Linked DNA regions of Homo sapiens: region 2 is linked to region 1. Evidence: chromatin contacts called from ENCODE Hi-C or POLR2A ChIA-PET data. All regions are on one chromosome and are shown on one strand. The core of a region is the stretch at or near the end of the contact, and the rest is flanking DNA. Distances in the headings are between cores, read along the strand shown.

Evidence for each region. Hi-C counts contacts between places; a loop is a spot of excess contacts on that map. ChIA-PET counts read pairs that join two places held with the same protein, here RNA polymerase II (POLR2A). Pooled maps may share reads with other maps.
Region 2: a pooled map shows a loop between it and region 1 (7-fold over the local background). The contact joins the promoter of SEC22B here to the promoter of PHGDH in region 1. A Hi-C loop is called at or near these places in 1 of 37 single-sample maps with no recorded cell type and 4 of 50 pooled maps. POLR2A ChIA-PET finds 5 or more read pairs at or near these places in 4 of 52 experiments (HEK293T, WTC11 and naive thymus-derived CD8-positive, alpha-beta T cell).

Annotation. Positions count from the first base shown.
Region 1 is chr1:119,710,484-119,713,183 of GRCh38, forward strand. PHGDH (phosphoglycerate dehydrogenase) reads left to right here and starts at 1,451. Exons shown (of 12, transcript NM_006623.4): 1 at 1,451-1,677. The coding sequence starts at 1,540. It overlaps LOC105378937 (a long non-coding RNA gene), which reads right to left and starts at 1,363. Exons shown (of 3, transcript XR_947757.4): 1 at 1,251-1,363. RefSeq lists enhancers at 1,243-1,772, 1,254-1,303, 1,444-1,723, 1,774-1,863 and a silencer at 2,004-2,103.
Region 2 is chr1:120,175,145-120,177,844 of GRCh38, forward strand. SEC22B (SEC22 homolog B, vesicle trafficking protein) reads right to left here and starts at 1,376. Exons shown (of 5, transcript NM_004892.6): 1 at 1,163-1,376. The coding sequence starts at 1,237. RefSeq lists enhancers at 498-1,063, 998-1,367, 1,064-1,629, 1,408-1,537.

The DNA.
Region 1 (2,700 bases), core at 201-2,700:
CACTGAGGACATTGTGTCTAAAAATCTGATTTGTGCCCAGGAATTATCTGTATAGAATTTTCATTACTTTATAGAATTGATATTGCATAGTTCTGTAGGATAAGGATCTAGCACTTGAGTTATGAATAGCTCAGGATGACATAACACACAATGGTTAGTTGGACTGGATATGTCCATAAAGCTGAATTCTAATTCAACTATGAGCATCTCTGATTCTGCTTCTGATTCTAGGTGACTTTAATCCCAAATTGAATTTTCTGACATTTCTGTAAAATGGGGCATGAGAGAGCACGTCGGTTATGGGGTTTAAATATAAAAGAGTTAAGAGCTGAGAAGTGCCTCCTTGGTCAATTAAACCACACTGACATCCCGTTTTCCTTTTCTTCTTTTTCATAATTAGAGAGGAAGTGGAGGGAAAGGAAATAAATAACTTTAACAAAGTATGCCTAGTTTAAATGCACCAGGTCCCCGCTCTTTTATAAACTCATAATTCTCATTGCATCACTAATTTGAAATTAATCACAGCTCCTTGGTGTCTCAGAAAGCTTCCTATTGCTTTTCACTACGTAACTTTCCAAGTCTGTGTGTTTGGTACTCTAGGATGTTAGGCCACCAGAGGAAAGAGGATGTATCTTTTTTTTTTTTATACTTTAAGTTTTAGGGTACATGTGCACAATGCGCAGGTTAGTTACATATGTATACATGTGCCATGCTGGTGTGCTGCACCCATTAACTCGTCATTTAGCATTAGGTATATCTCCTAATGCTATCCCTCCCCCCCTCCCCCCACCCCACAACAGTCCCCAGAGTGTGATGTTCCCCTTCCTGTGTCCATGTGTTCTCATTGTTCAATTCCCACCTATGAGTGAGAATATGCGGTGTTTGGTTTTTTGTTCTTGCGATAGTTTACTGAGAATGATGATTTCCAATTTCATCCATGTCCCTACAAAGGACATGAACTCATCATTTTTTATGGCTGCATAGTATTCCATGGTGTATATGTGCCATATTTTCTTAATCCAGTCTATCATTGTTGGACATTTTCTTTTTGATAGTCGAATTCCCTTCAACGTCTAGCACAGTGCCTTGCACATTTACCCACTCAAAAAAAATTTCGTAAGGAATTAATAAATGAATCCTTAGGAGGAAAAGTGAAAATGAAGTTTTTCTCTCAGGATGAGGTGTATTTCTCCGTTCATTTCAGATATGCATCAGCTAGTCAGCGTAAATTGTGCTTTTTATATGCTCACCAGGTGTAGGTAAGAGCTTTGGCTGAGATGGAGAAATTCATCGCGGGAGGATAATAAAGCGGGCAGGGATTTGGCAACCTCAGAGCCGCGAGGAGGAGGCGGAGTCGCGGAGAGTTTGAGTATTTCCGTCCAATCAAAAGGAGACTGTAAGAGGAGGAGGAGGAGGAGATGACTGGGGAGCGGGAGCTGGAGAATACTGCCCAGTTACTCTAGCGCGCCAGGCCGAACCGCAGCTTCTTGGCTTAGGTACTTCTACTCACAGCGGCCGATTCCGAGGCCAACTCCAGCAATGGCTTTTGCAAATCTGCGGAAAGTGCTCATCAGTGACAGCCTGGACCCTTGCTGCCGGAAGATCTTGCAAGATGGAGGGCTGCAGGTGGTGGAAAAGCAGAACCTTAGCAAAGAGGAGCTGATAGCGGAGCTGCAGGTAAGGCGAGAGAGAGAAAATTGAGGTCTCTAGGGCAACCTCCATGGAAAAAGGCTGGCTGCGCCCAGGCCAGCGCGCCCCCCTCGCATGCACCCCGTATCAATTAGTTCCGGGGCCTCCTGAGATTGGGGGGTAGAGAAGAACGGGGGCGGGAGGAGGCAGAAAGAGGGAAGAACAAACGGCGGCGAGATGCAAACTTTTCTTTTAGTTTGCAACCGCGTCTTTCACGTTGGCATGCCTCCGCTAGCATTGCAAAGTGCGGGCTGCTCCAACTGGTCCTGCAGGCTGCTCGCGGATGCCAGCGCGGGATGCCAGCGCGGCGCCCCAGCGCCTTAGCGCGCAATTGTTCTGGCAGCCTCGCGCCGCCTCTCCCCCAACCCCCAACCGCCTCCGCGCGGGGCGATCGGGAGAGGGGCCCCAAAGTGGCTTCTTTGCGGGGAACCCAGGGACTGGCGATTCTTCCCAACCAAGTTCTGGGCCGCCCCGCCGATTCTAGCCTGCCTTGGCGGTGGCGGGGTTGGGGGGGTCGGGGGGCGGGGGGAAGCTGGCGGAGACCCAACCAGTCTGGTGGCTGCTGGGGCAGCTGGAGGGGAAGGCAGCCCTCGTAAGGCAGCAAACACGTACCCGCCCCTCGTCTGATGCAAGACTGCTCCGTGCTTTCGCCGCCCCTCTGCCTCCTGGGAGCCTTCGGAGGAAAGGGAGGCGGGCGGGGAGCGCTGGGGTCCAGATTTAGCCTCCTCCCCACCTTTGGTTTATCGCTGGTTGGGAGTGACCAGACTCGACTAGAATCCGATCCCAAACGCTCCCAGATGATTTATAGTCTTAGCAAATTTTTATCTCCTTTTGTTGTGATATATAATTAATCTACTTCAAATCTTTATCCACCGTGTTTGAAAAGGCCTGCTGGGCCTGGTGGCCTTGTCCGGAATATTTATTTTGTGAACTCTTCACTCCAGTGCCTGCACTTTCGACCTCTGTAGTCGACCCAGCTGCCCAGTCTCTACCTCACCTGATCCAGTATAT
Region 2 (2,700 bases), core at 126-2,625, 460 kb after region 1:
AGATATATTTTCCATGTTCAAGCACAAAACCCTCTTCCTTCTCCTTAGCAGTTAAACTACATTTTAATAGTTTGTTGGTTATCTGATTTTTCCACTAGACTGTAAGCTCCACAAAGGTAGAGACTGTGTACTCTAACTCCCTGCATTAACACTATGCCTGGCACATTTGATGTGCTCAGTAAAAATTTTTTGCATTAATATATGAATGAAAAGTCCAACAGAAGAAATGTGCAAACTATTTTTTCAATATCTCATCTTTTTTTAAGGCTCAAGGTTTTACTTAGACTGTATGGAAAAGTAAAATAAAATTGATCACTTTAAACAAATTATATAAATTCCATTCTCAGCTTTGTCTTCAGAACCTCCCAAGCTTGCTCCAGAAACTTGTCTTACTTCAGAAATTTCCACTGTGTTTCTAAAACACAAAACATCTTTCTTTTAAGACATCTGGAGTTAGTGCTGTTTTTAATCAATTCAGTATACTTTTGAGCACCTACTAGCATAAAGCAGCTATTGTAAAAGGTATGGATAACAAAGAGATGATTAAGACCCGTCGTTTGCCCGCTAGGAAACTCAAGTTATTGAAAGACAAAGAAAAAAATAAGTTACAATGTATTGCAGGAATGTGGTACGGCGTATTGGAGAAGGTGGGAACTGGGGATAATCCTGAAAGAATGTGATGTACTGAAATTTAACAGGTGCTTTTATGTGGCAATATTACCTCACCCACTTTCAAAAGATGTCAGCAAGCTAGGTCAAGGATCAGGTGCCACGTTATAGACTTGAAGAACTTGGCTGATTTTTTCCCAGGATTTATCCATCAGCAGTCCTATTAGCAGCAGAAAATTAGAAATCCTGAATTTTAACAAAGTCCCTAAAGAGTCAAAGAACACTGGGTGATCACAATCAACCAAAGCTACCACTTCTCCAGAGCGTTTTTCTAAAGAGAAACAGCTAACACAAAAAACTTAACTCCTCCTTCAGGAAAGATTTCCTCTTCGCCGGTAGTCTCTCCTACACCAAAAGATAAAAGCGCACTTCAGAGAGGTCGGGAGTGCCCGGGAAGTCACAAAGGTCTCCCGGTCCTAGGAAGGAATCCGATGCTGAGGGCAAAGCGCGCTGACAGAGACTTGGGGTCGCGGGTCGTGAGTAAGCAGCTCACCTGTTCGTCCTCCTGCATCGAGGCGGCCAGCGGGAGCCCGTCCGCCACTCGGGCGATCATTGTTAGCAACACCATCTTCACAAACTACAGGGATCCAACACTGGCCCGGAAGGCCCTTGGCGCCGTCCTCACTTCCTCCGCCGCGACAACAGTTATACCCTATGTCTCAGTTACCGGAGATCCAGCTGCTTGCGTCTCCGCTTCCCGCTGAGGTGGCCGGAAACAGCGCAAGAGCTTTCCACTACCGGTCCCCAGAATTGGCTTCCCTCAGAGAACCACAACTATCAGAACACTGGTTCCGCGATCTGCCTTCCACCTTCTTAACTTCCAAGGTCTGGCTGGGTTTTCTGAATTTGAGGCTTCGAATAAGCCTCGCCCTTTGAGCGGCCATTGCACCCAAGCTGAATCAGAATTTTCTAGTTCCTGAAACTAAGTCTTGGGAGAGAGCTGGGAAGGAGGGTGGGAGTTAATGGGTAATCCCCATTAACCACTAACCGTTAACCATGAAGGGTATGTAAAAAAAGGAAAACCCTGAAAATTAGGCTATTTTCATATTTATTTTTTTCTGTTTTCTATGTCATATATTCTATAAAATGTTCTATATTTATATATTTCTAGACAAAGATTTTTGTCTATTTTTGCTTGTTTGTTTATGCGGTATCCCCACCAGGCTCCTTAAACAGTTTATGGTAAGAAGTCAATAAATATGTGTTGTATGTGTGAATAAATGAACAAGTACAGGACATCTTGTACCACCTAGGTCAGTCACCTACAAAAAGCTAGGATCAGGCCGGGCGCGGTGGCTCACGCCTGTAATCCAAGCACTATGGGAGGCCGAGGCGGGCGGATCACGAGGTCAGGAGATCGAGACCATCCTGGCTAACATGGTGAAACCCCGTCTCTACTAAAAAAACACAAAAAAATTAGCCGGGCGCGGTGGCGGACGCCTGTGGTCCCAGCTACTCACTCGGGAGGCTGAGGCAGAATGGCGTGAACCCGGGAGGCGGAGCTTGCAGTGAACCGAGGTTGCGTCACTGTACTCCAGCTTGGGCAACAGAGCGACACTCTGTCTCAAAAAAAAAAAATAAATAAATAAATAAATAAAATAAAAACTAGGATCTCTGATATATCTAGGTGTTCCCATCTCTTTGTTTTTTGGTGTCCCCATCTCTAAAGTGGGGATATGATCGGCCTTTCAGGGTTTTAATGAATATTAGATGAGAAAATCTAGGTGCAAGGCTTTCAAAAGCTAAAAAAAGAATTATACAAATGCTTTTATTTATCATTGCTTAATAATGACTACTCTTTACTAAGTGCTTACAGTTAGTTCTCGCATTAATAGAAACACTGTTAAGTATGTTCTAGATATTAGTTAAGCAACCCAGTAAGCTTGTTTAGTATTATATCTCCACTTTGTAGTTGAGAGGAAAGCCTCAGAGAGCTAGCAGTGATGGGAACAGGATTTGAGCTCAGGTTCAACTTCAAATCCTGATGTGATTCTGTCTTAACTTGTACCCATTAATTAAAGAGCTCAGGCT